Linked DNA regions of Homo sapiens: region 2 is linked to region 1. Evidence: chromatin contacts called from ENCODE Hi-C or POLR2A ChIA-PET data. All regions are on one chromosome and are shown on one strand. The core of a region is the stretch at or near the end of the contact, and the rest is flanking DNA. Distances in the headings are between cores, read along the strand shown. Region 1 overlaps NFIX (nuclear factor I X). Region 2 holds the start of NACC1 (nucleus accumbens associated 1).

Region 1 (6,572 bases), core at 2,740-5,239:
AGAGGTGACCTGAAAGGCAGGGAAAACAGGCAGGCTTTGCCTTTTAGAAACTCTTTGGTAGGCAATAAGGGATAGGTATTTGATGATTTTTCCATTCTTTTTTAAATAACAGATGAAGGATCCACACCAATACCATACTGCCTGGCAGGGCTTGCTGTCAGCACTGTCTCACTTTGAGATGGCACTGTCTCAAAGGGTCTCTGAGCTTTGAGATGGGAAAGACCCTCTCAGAAGCCACACGATTTCCTAGAAAAGGTTTCCAGGCCACAGAACCCTAAACACAACCAATCAAAGCACAGAAAACAAGAGCTGCAAGAAATTCAGGAAGGCAGCCAAGCAGCCCACTCTGCTAGCAGAGGCAAGAGGCGTCCTGAGGAGAGACCACGCACAGCAGGGTCTGCTTATTCTCCCTCTAAGGCTGGGTTTCTCCACCTCCGCACTTGTGACGTTTGGGGGCGAGATGATTCTTTGTTCCTGGGGGACTGTCATATGCAGTAGACTCTTCCCACTAGATTCCAATAGCACCCTCCCCCCACAACTGTGACAACCAAAAGTGTTCACAGACATTGCCAAATGTTCCCTGCGGGACAAAATTGCCCTTGGTTGAAAATCACTGTTCTAGGGTGACCAACAATCCCAGTTTGCTGGAGACTGAGGGGTTTACCGAGGTGAGGGGCTGTGAAACTCTGAGCAAACCAGGACGAGTTGGTCATCCAGCCTTCTTCCAATCCCCTCATCTGCCAAAGGCAAATTTCCTCCTCTATGCTCAGGGCTATGAAGACTAGTTCTTCCCCACCCTATATGAAGCAATCTCCCATACACCTAAAAAGATTATATCCCACCTCATAGTTTCTTCTGGGGCCAGAATACTATCCTTGTCTCCTCTTTCTTCCCCAGGCGCCATCTCTCAGCGCCATTACTTCCACGAGGCTCTCTGAGATCCGCATCAAATTGCTCACATATTTCTTAGATTACTAAGGCTGAAACTGGCCTACTACGTCTGGTAGGGGAAGTGGTCATGCCCTGGGGAGGATATGACCGGGTGCAGAAGTCGGGTCTCCCTTAAGCAAGTGGCCCCAGAGCCCTGTAGAGGTCACCTGGGAGAGAGAAGGACAGGGAAGACTCTGTAGCTCCCCTCTTCTCCCTGACACACAGCCAAGGCTGGCAGAATCTGCTACACACAGGAAAGGGGACTTGAGACCCCCTAAAGATGAAAGGAAACGGAGTCTACTGCCTTGCTTCCCGTTGGGTCAAATACCCAAGGGCAGATGGCCTGTCTCACCCATTAAGGACTCTGCCCAGGAGACCTCACCCTGTTCAGCCCAGGCTTAGCACCCACCCCCAACTCAAGCTTCCTATCCATTTGCCTCCTCCCTTTAAAGGCCTTTCTTCACTTGGTCCCCCGGGAGCATTCCTGTTACTAAGGAAACAATGATGTCATGTGTCCGGGTGGGGCCGCAGGTCCCTCCTACCACCCCCTAACTAGGTACCATGCCCGCTGACGTCACTGCTCAGAAATTTATAGCCCAGCACGGGTATTTATAAGGTGGCTCTGGTGTGACCACATATTTGGTGTGGGGCTGGTGGCTATTTATAGCCAGAGGATATACACTTATTACACCCCCTGTCTGTATTCTGGGCCACCTGTTATATAACTGCCATTATGCAATAACGCCCATTATATAATAATTATGCGCTAATGGGGATATAATCTGCAGGCATAATAAGGACACACTCCCCAAGGGCTGCACTCGGCTGGCCTCCTGCAGGTCGCCTCCGGGGATCTCCCGATCGCTCCACACAGCTCCGCCCAGTCCACAAGAGTCACCAGGTGTCACCCTACTCTCAGCTGTCTGGAGAGCAGCCTTCTCCAGACTGGCAGACTCAACCGCAAAGCCCTCTCTGGATTCCCTCTCTGTCTCGTCCGGTTTCTCATTTCCACAGCCCCACCCCTGGCCTGGAGAGGACGCTCTTCTTCCTCTGCCACTCTTCTCCCTGCTGTATTGTTAAACCCAAAACAAACAATTATGATGAAATAAATCCTGGAAGCATGACTGACGCTTCATCCCCCCATTTTAAGAAAGGAAGCCTCCCGGACACGCCAGGCCAGTTGGCGAAGGGTCTACTCCACACGAAGGAGAGCCCTCGCCTTCCTAGGAGACTTGGGAAGTCGACTCCAGAGGCCAAGCCAGGTGCAGCCAAGCAGGATACTTCCCAGGGGCCCCTCCCTCCAGCCGCAGCCCCCTTGGTGGGGATCTCAGGGCAGGCTGAGGCTTAGGCCCTGACTTCTGTGGTCGGGGTTATACCACCAGCAGGAATCCCCCAGAGTGGGATCCTAACCACTCAGACACCAGTACATGCCCTGTTGGTCACTCCTCCCAGGAATGACACGCTGAAACTGTCACCTCAGGGAAAAGAAGACAGGGACATTGGCTCTGCACTTGGGATGATGCGGGCAAGGGTACAAAAGGCAGCGGGTGGGAAGAGTTAAGACCACAATGGCACTTGACGGAGCCAATTCAATTAGCCCAAACATACCATCTGCTCTTAAAATAGATACCTCTATATTTAAAAGTTACTTGATATATGAATTGATGAAAAAAATTCGAAGAACTAACATGGATCTGCGAAGTGAAGTTGTCTCAGGCACAGGACAGTAGTTTGGGGAACCTGTCTGTCTCTCACATTCTCTATTGTTAAATTTTTACAAAGAATGTGTTTTACTACTATAATAAAAAAAAAAAATCAAATCATTTAAAAAGAGTAGTACTAAGACCCAGACAACAGTTCTGGTCTCCGTGTCTCATGCTGCAGAAACAAACGTCTGCTGTTCTTTGGGGTCTGATACGGGCCTGACAGGATTACCGGTTGCTGCACAGGCCTGGGTCAGCCCAGTAGCAGATCCCCTGTCCTGTTCCCCAGATCAGCAGCCCCAGCACACAGAGACCACTATGCAAAAAATCAGAGAGGAATAACTCAGTAGGGGACTTGGAGGCAGGCTTACAGTTCCAACCAGGGGGAGGTGAAAGGGGAAAGCCCCCAAACTGCTTCAGCCCAGGGCTCTGCTATCCGGAAAAGCGAAAACAACACAGGACACACAGGAGTAGACGATGCTCAGAGGTTCAGTCGACATTCAACACAAGGTAAATGAGGACCTAAACTGGCGGTGAGGCAAGAGGTGAACACAGGTGGCATTCTGTCTGAATCCCTGTTTCTTCCAGGCCAGAGGTTCTCAGCCATGCATGATTCTGTTCCCAGGGAACTCTTAGAAATGTCTGGAGATATTTTTGGTTGTCACACCTTGGGGAGGGAGGTGCAACTGATTTCTAGCGGGTCAAGGCCAGAGATTCCGCTAAAACTCTACAATGTCCAAGACAGTCCCCCAAGACACAGAATGATCTCACTCGAATGTCAACAGTTCCGCAGTTGGGAAATGCTGCTCAAGGGGAGCTGATATCAATGGTGAGAGGTAAGCCTCTGTCTAATTATCATGGACACAGACGAAAATCTAGAGCGGTGAGCCAGCCTCTCCCTGAACCCAGCCTTAGTCATGCTAGGAGAGTTTTTATATACACACCCCGAGAGTTTTCCAACTTTAAGAAAGGGATAAAGGTGAGAGTCAATGTGAAGAAGTGAAAAAGGCAATGAGTAGCAGATTATTGTAAAACTTCCAGCGATCACCTGGTTAATTATGATAATTACATTCATTTTTATTTCAAACTGATTCCAAGGACACTCCCAGGAAAAGGGTGTGACAGTGCAAGGATCAGGAATCCCAAGGTCTAGCAGAACCTGCCTGGCCTCACACCTAGACTTCCTGCCTCCTCTACCTGAGAAGGTCAGGTGGGATCCCTCCCCCATGCTCCAGGGAGATATGAAAAGAAGCAGAGCTGGCTGCAGCAGGGTGAGAGCATCCAGCCAACCTGGCCCCTGTCTATGCTAGACTCAGCCCGTCTATGCTAGCATGCTGCCTCTCGAGGTTGGTGGCAGGGATCCAGGGAGCCATGGCCTGTCAGGAGGGAGGGAGGCCAGTGTCAGGACAGGGCCAGGTGCCCATTCTCTGTTTCCACCCCACATACTCAGCCACTGGGGGAGCCCTTGAGCTGAGCCGCAAGCTGGGCTCTCTTCTAGAGAGTGACAGAGACCACAATGATGAAACTGGCTCCAACAGGGACCCTTGAGGTTTTCTCCTCTGAGACTCTGCCAAAGCCAGTAATCCTGATGAAGTTCAAGGAGCAGCGATGCCCTCAGAATGAGCTCCAGGTACTCAGTGACCTAGAAGCCGGCCCCTTCTGCCAGAAACTCATCATGTGACCAGAGTCCCCTGTCATCTCTGTACTTCGGGTCCTCCTCTGTACAGTAGATACAATAATACCTGCCCTGTCTATATCACTCAACCATTGTGAGGAGGGAATCAGCTCCAGGCACACTGAGAAGGCTCAGGCAGCTGACAAAACGAGCTAATTCCTCACTGTCTTTCAAGGTGCAGGTCAAGTAGGTCGTCTTCTAGGAAGCCTCCCTGGTCCCCAGGTCTGGTTTGCTGATTCCTCACTACACATATTATGCACATCACCTGAGTGCACACACACCCAGCCAGGAGCACAGGCTTAAAACTAGAATCAGGGTGAGAATTCAGGGAATTAATACATAGAGAGGACTTAGCCTGGTGCTAAAGCCATAGAGGGCCTTCAATGGAAAAATGGAATTAAAGCAGGGGATAGAGACCAAGGGCATGCCCACAGGGGACAAGAAGTTGTTAGGAGCCTGGACAAACAGGTGCCCCTTAAGTTATTGGGTGTCCCCAAATAACAGCTAATAAGTACCCTGTACTGGGGTGGTGGTGGCATGCCATGTCATCAGTAAGGCATCAGGAGTGAGAGAAGAGCCAAGATGCCCCCTACTGATAGTCCATGGCAGCTGGTGGTGAAATAAGTCACTTGGGAGACAGACCCATAAAGGGCAGCCCCAGAATATTTTTTAAATCCCCAAAGGGCCAGGAAATAAGGTACGAGATATCCATTATAGACAAAGTAAGGGACCCAGGCACCTGGGGGGTAAGGTCCAGTCCAGCCAAACTTCTCCTCCCTAGGCCCTCCTCCTCCTGGGACCCTATTCTAACGCCAACAACCCTTAAACTCAAACATGCTTAAAATGGCGACGGCGGCCTGCAGGGCCGGGCGTTTGTCGTGCTGTTTTCCACGGTGCCCTTGGTGCCAAGAAAAACCTATCATCAGAAATGCCATCAGCTATATTTATCTATCTCTCAGCCCCCCAGCCTCCTCCTCCCGTCTGCCAACCAGGCCCTGTGAGCCCCCCCTCACCCAATGGGCACACTTCCCTGTTGCTGATGCCCGTGACCACCTGCCTGAGTCTCGGTCTGTGGCACTCTCTTCCCAAGCCCTGACAATTAGGCCTCCATACAGGCATGTAAACCAGCAGGCTGCACCTCTTCTTACTGGGATATAGGGACGTGCCCACATGTGTTAAGGTACGCACCCCAACAGGCACTGGTTTGGGTGTCTCTTGTTCGAAACCTTGGACAAACATGGCCTTCCATTTCTTTTTGGCCTCAACTCCCTACTCACCAAGGTCTCAGCAGCACTGACCTGCCCTCAAAGTCCAAAACAAGCTGTGGGCCCAGGTCCTCTGCACACCATTCCCAGGAAGACACCTAGCTGCTCTATAAACCTCTCACTCCCTCTCCCTCATTCTCTGATTTAGGGTGGGAAGCCCCAACCTGTATTCTGAAGTACTGAGTCTCCAAGAAGTGTGTATGCTAGTAGAATCCCTTCAAAGGCGGAATCTGGGACAAAAAAGGAAAAATAACAAAGTCAAAGTTCACAACTGTGCAAATCCACAGCTGTGAGGAGTCCTCGAACGATGCAACACACAGGGGAATGTCATGTGCCAGACACCTCAGACCTTTCCTCTACCCAACAGGCAGGGCTGCCCTTAGGCCTAGCACATAAGATCTGCCCAAAGTGTTTGTAGGATGAATCAATAACTATATTTAAACCCCTACACCTCCTCCTGTCACCCTGGGAGCTCCACCCAACCCTCCACTCCTACACTAGCCCTCTCTTCAGAAGGCTGCCGTTCAACTCTGAGCCCCCAACTCAGAAAGGAGTTCCAGGGAGCCAACTCCTCTGAGAATGAAGCAACCCAAATAAAAATTTTAAAACCCAGAAGCTCTTTCTCTCCTGCCCCCCTCCCCCTCCACTGGCAAATGAAAACAAACAAGAAATCAAAGAGGCCTTTTGTGCGAGCACCGCGCTGACACGGCTGGGGCCTTTGAAAAGACTTCTGAATCGGACACTGAAGGATAAAATAACTGAAGCGTGGCAGCTCCTGAGACAGAAGGGCGGGGGTGGAGGGATGGGACGGACAGGGCAAAGAGAAAAAGGGGTGGGGAGGGAGTCACCTTCTTCCCTAGGCAGAAAAGGGGACACTCAGCTGTCCCCTCTCTGCCCAGCTGCTACAGGAAGCCAGGACAGAGGGAGAACGTAGCACTGGCCTCATTACCCCTTCTAACCCACTCTTCCTCTGGCATCCCAGGTCTCTGTAACACTAGA
Region 2 (6,572 bases), core at 2,943-5,442, 84 kb before region 1:
GCGAATCACAGCAGTATAGTTGTGCCCACTTGTCACTCCTTATCAGAGGAGGACACTGAGGCTCAGAGGTAAAGACCTTTGCCCAGAGTCTCATGGCTGAGACAGGGGTGGTGCTAAGTGTGAAATTTCACTCTCTACTAGACCGTGTCTGCTCACCCTTACCTACCCTCTCCCTTTGCTCGATTTAGAAACCACGAACTGGACACAGTCAAAGCCCTCAGAGAAGACGCACAGGTCTCTAAGAACTGAGACCTTCGCCAAGGAGGCAGCACATGAGAAGGCTGGAGGGACATGACCACAACCACACACAGATCACAACCTAAGACACGTCACCTCTGCCGGCTCGGCTGGTCCTCACCCCACCTAATGTGCAAGCAGGCCCAGTCCCACCTCCCGGCCCCACCTCATGCGGCCCAGAGGGTTCTCTAGGGGAAGGCAGTAGCGGCTGAGAGGACTGAGGAGCAAATGCAGACACGAGGAACATGAAAGTGGCTGGAAGGCGGCACAGGGGTGGTAGCCAGACCACTTTGCAGCTTGTGTGAAGGAAGGACTAGGGTGCCTCAGTTGCCTTGTGTGTCAAATGATGATAACAGGCAGGACCTGCTAGCCACGGGCTTAAATGAGTTCGAGTGTGTACAAGTGCTGAGAGCAACCTAGGAGGAGAAACGAGGGGCACGGAGGATCTGAGGACGCAGAGTGGCATGAACACTGACTCATGTTTTCCAGCCCCGGTGGCTCACCACCATCCCAAAAGCAATATGCCCCACCAAGCCTGATGGGATCCCTCTCTCCACACAGGCTCTGGCAATGACACTGATGAAATCTAGGGTCAGACAATGTTGGGCCAACCCCAAACTCTCTCCAAACCCCCGGGCCTCCAGGCAGACTCCTTCAATAGACCCTGTAAGGCTGACCAAAACTCACATCTCCTCAAAGCCCAGCTCAAGAACCTGCTGGGGCTCCCTGCTGCCCGGCCAGGAGGCCAGATTTTTTAAATACCCTAGATGCAGGCCAAGGGGTTCTGAACTTCCATCTGGGGGTGATGGGCAGATCCAGGAGACCCAGAGACAGGGCTTCACTCTCTTGTGAATGGTACTAGAGTCTCTGTCTCCACAGTAGGGTCATCCCCCCACTCCTTCCCTCATGAAGACAAAATGTTTAGAGCACTCAGAAGAAGACTGGTACATACTCAAGAAAAGCTGTGAATGTGCTGTCCCCTGAGCCTAGAACACTGACCCCTCCCTGCGCCCCAGCACCACCCACCCCTTAGCTAACATTATTATTCAGATCTTAGCTCTCCGGGAACACTTCCGGCCACCCATCGAAACCTCCCCATCCCCTCATGGCTCATAATGACTTCACTTTGCTACACCATCTTTGTAAACACAGAAGTATGTGAAATTATCTTGATCCTTTGCTTGTGAAAGTTTGGTCGCTTGAGAGCTAGCTGCTCTGGATCTGTTACTCCGGGATGCTTCCCCAGCCCCCAGCGGGGAGTCAGCACCCAGCAGTGAAATAAAACTGTCTCAACGGGCTGCCTACTTGTTGCACTTGCCCCCACAGAGTCTGTGCATGCTAAGTTCTCACCGAAAAGCAGTTATTACTGGTGCCTTCTCCTCTACCTCTAGGCACAAACCGGAGCTGCCTGAGGCACTGCCTGTCCCCCACTCACCAGGGCCAACTCCCAACAGTCTCAGCTAAGTGACTGGATGGTACCACCAATCCCCTATCCCTGGTATCCAACCCAGCTTAGGTCCAGGAGGACCCAGTCTGTGCTGAAGCAGACCTGCAGCAATCCTGGCCCAACCAGCCAGGAAGGATGGTTCAGTCTCTTTGCGGGACTGCTGGCCCAGTTCCTACTCCTCCTAGAACCAAGTGGCTAGCCAGACAGGCAAGAAGGGCAGGGCCCAGGTTGGAGGGTGTCCTGGGAACTATAGGGAGACTGGGGAGAATTAGGGTGACAACCCATCATTAAACCCAGAACTGGCTGACACCACTTGACCCAGCAGTTTGTGGCTCCTGCCTCAGGTGCTGAAGATCCCAAATCAAAGTCCCAAGGACACCCTGGTAACAGCCTTGCAATTAGCCCAGAAAGGAACAAAAGCTGCTGCCATCCGACTGGGGGCCAAAGTGGGGCAAAAACAGTCTAGGCAAGCAAAGTCAAGTCCAGCCCTGGTGGTGCCAGGCCTCCTCAGCTTCCCACGGTCAGCCCACAGTTCCATGACTCCTGACCTCTTGGCTCCCAGGAGGGAAATGGGGAAGAAGGGGTGACCAGGCCTCCGAGAAAGATACCTCCACTGTTCCATTCCCCGGGGACACCATGGAAACTCAGTCTGTCCCAAAGGGGATTGACCCATCCCCCGGGGTGAGCAGAAGGGAAGGCCTGGACGGAGGAGAACGCCCGCCAGGGAATCCAGAACGAGGAGCTCCTTCAGTCACCCTCCTGGAAGGCCACTTGAGTGACTATGGGTTTGGGCTGAGGGTCAGACAATCCCAGTTCAGCCACTGTCTGCTCATGTGATCTGAGACAAGCCACACCACCCCGAGCCTCAGCTTCCTCGTCTGGACCCCAGAGAAGGCCTAAGTTGAACTGGTGGTGGTGAGCCATCAATGAGCTCATCCGACCAGCGAGCTCGGCACAGGGCCTGGCCCAGGACGAGTGTCCCAGAGGTAGATCCCTGGGCCAGGGTGTGAGTGCCTGATTTGATCCCCTTAACTCTTCTCTGTGCCCTGCCTTCACCCCGTCGGGAGCCTCCAAACCACCATCAACAGAGTTTTACATGCTCATTCCCTCTAATTCTTCACCCCCAGGGAGATGGCACACAGAACTCAGGCTCAAGGAGTTGGTGCCTGGGAGGCCATGGTACTAATATATACGATGGTTGCTGTGAGGTCCCATCCACTAGGCTTGAACCACCAGCTTCTGGCCACAAAAGGTAGAGAAAGAATGCAGGATCCTAAAATACCCAGGTAACGTCTGCTGGGCTGCCTCCCTGTAGATATATAAGGTGGGGGTGGGCAAGGGCCACCTTGTGATAAACAAGATGCCTAAGCTAGGTGTTCCAGACTGTCTCCAGCTGCCCACACAAACACCCACTGGCCAGTGCCTTTGAACAGTTGGCAGAGGCTTGCCCAAGGGGTAGGGTCAGGACTCTAGAGGCTTCAGGGATGAGGTGTGAGAAAGACGGAACCCCTTAACACTTGAGTTGGGGGCGGTGGGGGGCGCATCTTAGTATATACCTTCTGGTCACACCAGCTTTTCCTGACCTGCCCCCACATCCCCCCTAGCCTAGCCCAAAAGGCTCTGCTCTCTCGACTCCCAAAACTCCTACAGCAGTCCCTCACCTTACCTGATCGCCCCCACATCTAGCCTCCCCCTCCCCACATCTGAGTCCTGACCTCATGTGACCCCCGGAAAACATCTCTGGGATCTCCTATCCGCCCCCACACGAAGTAACTCCGCCCACACCCGCCGTGCCCCACTTCCTGGGCTTCTCCTCAGCCGCCCCCAGGCCTGTAACTTGACCCACCCACCTCCTCCAGCGCCCAGGCGGTACCTGCAGGCCCGGCCCCTCCCCGCCCCCCTCCGGCCGCGCCGCTCTCCTCTCCTCCCCCACTCGGCCTGGCCGGAGCCCGACTCCTCCTCCCCCTCCCCCTCCCCCTCCGGCATCCACGAGAACCTCCTCACTTTTCCGCCTCGGACCCTCCAACTTCCCCGGATCCCCGGTACCTGCCCCGGCCCGACCTGGCCCCCTCCCTCGCTGGGAGACGGGGGAGCGGTCCAGGTACGATCCTGCCGCCCCCAAGCCCTGAAGCTCGGGCTGGACGCTCAAGGCCGCCCGCGGTAGCTGGGCCTCCACACACTCGCCTGCCCGGGCACAGTGCAGGCTGCGGGCCCGGCTCCTCCTCGGTCCGAGAAAGCACCCAGGCCCTCCCCACTCAGCCCTCGGGCCGCCCCGGCTGGAGGAGGCCGGAACCGGGCCTGAGGCGGGCCGCCTCACCTGCGCCGTGGCCGCGCTCCGGGGGGTCCCGGCGGGCTCCGCAGCGGCGGCTGGGGCCGGGCCTGGGCCCGGGGCGCGCCCCGCTGCGCCGGGGCCTCGGCCTCCGCCTCCGCGGCCTCCGCGGCCTCCGCCTCAGCAGCAGCGGCAGCCGCGGCGGCCATTCATTGTGGGCCAGGCCGCCCCAGCCGAGCGCCGAGCGAGCGCAAGCCGCGCTGCCGCCGCAGCCAGGCCAGGGAGGAGCGGCCCCGGCCCCGCCCGCGCACCGCCCTCGGGCCCCGCCCTCCAGGCGAGGCCAGCCGAGCTCCGAGCGCGCCCCTTCTAACCGGCTCCGTCTCCTCTCTATGCCCCTGGGGGATCCTCGCCAGTACGTCGGCTCAGCTCGATGGTTCGAATCCTGGCCCCGCCACCTTCTAGTCCCGCGACCTTGGGCAAGTCGCTCTACCTTTCCGAACTTTAGTTTCCTGTAAAACAAAAACAATAATGACTGCTGTTTATTGTGGCAGGCACTGCGTTACATTCTTTATGGGAATTAGCTCGTTTAAACTACACAGTAACATTTTTTAGTGAGAACTGCTACAGACACACTATAGAAAATAAAGGCAGCTGGGCGCGGTGTCTCACGCCTGTAATCCCAGCACTTTGGGAGACCGAGGTGGGTGGATCGCCTGAGGTCAGGAGTTCGAAACCAGCCTGGCCAATATGGTGAAACTCTGTCTCTACTAAAAATACAAAAATTAGCCGGGCGTGATGGCATGCGCTTGTAATCCCAGCTACTCGGGAGACTGAGGCAGAAGAATCGCTTGCACCCGGGAGGCGGTGGTTGCAGTGAGCCGAGATCATGCCACTGCACTCCAGCCTGGGCGAGACTCCGTCTCAAAAAAAAAAAAAAAAGAAAGAAAGAAAGAAAAGGAGGCACAGAGAAATGAAGAAAGCTGGTCAAGATCATCACACAGCAAGGAAGTGATGGTAGGTGCCAGGATTTAAACACAGGCTCAAAAGCGACAATAAGACCTAAGACTTTTATGATGCTTACCGGATGCTAGGTTCTGTTAGCATTTTACCTGCACTAACTCGTTTACTTCTCACTACAACCCAGTAACAAATGGTAAAAAAAAGTTCTGCCCATTTTGCAAAAGCGGTAACTTAAGTTCAGAGTTAACAAGTCGCAGGGCGAGCTGAGACTGGAACCCAGGTAGCCGGGACCACTTCGCTGTCCTGCCTTCATACACTGGTTAGAACTTTACCGAGCGCTTACAATGTTAGAGTGGTTCTTTGCACACTTTCCAGGAATCTGTCATTTAATCTTTGCTCTATCTGAGAAACCACGATTCTCATTTAATAGGTAAGAAAAGTGAAGCCGCGGGAGTAACCTGCCCAGAGCATGTGATGGGACTGAGATTCAAACCCGGTAAATCCAACTCCAGAGCCTGAGTCATTCCTGCAGGGTGCTCTGAAATAATGTGTATATAGCACCCAGAACACAGAAGAGGACCAATAAGTGTTGGGTTTCTCCGCTTACCGCCCCTTTTCTGAGCCACAACTTCCTCATCTGTGAAATGGGACTAGGGACGTGTCCTCTCCCAGGGGATCCACTGTGATTAACACCCCCGGAACAGCACGATCAGCGCGCTTCCTTTATGGCTTTCATTTTGATCCCGGCCGCCCACCGTACGTTTCCTCATTGACTGGCCAACCACTATCATGTGATTCGCCCACCCACTGTGCCAACATGGCGGCGCCCAGGTCCTAATTCGGGAAACGTGCACCTTGACTAATTCGGTTTTCTGTGGCTACGAGAGCAGGTGAGGACGGGCTAGGCAGCGCGGGGAGGGATTCGGACTCGGGGCGGGCCTGCACGAGGGCATCGGCTCCACAGGGACCAGTCATCCCCAAAACGAGGGGATATCAGCTTACCGAGGCCGCAGGTTTTCCTAGTCCCTACCTCATAGATATGTAGGACATCCCCGGGCCCGGAATGCGGCTCTCTGACCCTCTCTGTGCCCTCCCCCGCCCCCCGAACCAGGCTTGGCGGGCGGAGGCGCCAGCGGATGTCTCATGCAAGGATCGTCTCTGTGGCTAAGCCTCACTTTCCGCTCCGCCCGGGTGCTCTCTAGAGCCCGGTTTTTCGAGTGGCAGTCTCCAGGGCTGCCGAATACAGCAGCGATGGAGAACGGCACCGGGCCCTACGGAGAAGAACGTCCACGTGAAGTCCAGGAGACGACAGTCACCGAGGGGGCTGCCAAAATCGCCTTTCCCAGTGCCAACGAGGTCTTTTATAACCCGGTGCAGGAATTCAATCGGGACCTGACGTGAGCAGGGGTCAGACGTTAGCCTGGCATCGGCTAGTGGGTCAGTGTGGATGGCGGGGGCGGGGTATGAGCTAGTCCTCTGTCTCCCACCAGATGTGCTGTGATCACCGAGTTTGCTCGCATTCAGCTTGGGGCCAAAGGAATCCAGAGTGAGTGGAGGTCCAGGCTTCTGGTGGGCGGGGGTCACACAAGTTTATCTCCCTGCCTGGGCTCTTCTGCCGCCCAAATCCAGAGGGGCTTCAGCCACATAGCAGGCCCTGGG

What was found. A loop is a pair of places that touch in the nucleus more often than their neighbours do. ChIA-PET counts read pairs that join two places held with the same protein, here RNA polymerase II (POLR2A). Pooled maps may share reads with other maps.
Region 2: a loop to region 1 is called in a pooled map, with 2.1 times the contacts of the local background. The contact joins the promoter of NACC1 here to the enhancer-like site in region 1. A Hi-C loop is called at or near these places in 1 of 168 maps with a recorded cell type or tissue (natural killer cell) and 6 of 50 pooled maps. POLR2A ChIA-PET finds 5 or more read pairs at or near these places in 9 of 52 experiments (A549, AG04450, B cell and 5 more).

What each region holds. Positions count from the first base shown.
Region 1 is chr19:13,031,773-13,038,344 of GRCh38, reverse strand. All of the region lies in intron 2 of NFIX (nuclear factor I X), which reads right to left. Among named protein-coding and RNA genes, the nearest start is that of NFIX-AS1, 20 kb to the right of the region's middle. Within about 2 kb of position 3,989, at least 24 of the 41 ENCODE cell types and tissues checked have a DNase peak (open chromatin) inside an H3K27ac peak, as active enhancers do.
Region 2 is chr19:13,115,884-13,122,455 of GRCh38, reverse strand. It overlaps NACC1 (nucleus accumbens associated 1), which reads right to left and starts at 4,192. Exons shown (of 6, transcript NM_052876.4): 1 at 4,002-4,192. TRMT1 (tRNA methyltransferase 1) reads left to right here and starts at 5,716. Exons shown (of 17, transcript NM_001136035.4): 1 at 5,716-5,803; 2 at 6,025-6,310; 3 at 6,404-6,459. The coding sequence starts at 6,057. RefSeq lists silencers at 112-181, 3,583-3,632, 4,183-4,382 and enhancers at 2,145-2,645, 2,646-3,147, 4,423-4,572, 5,533-5,722.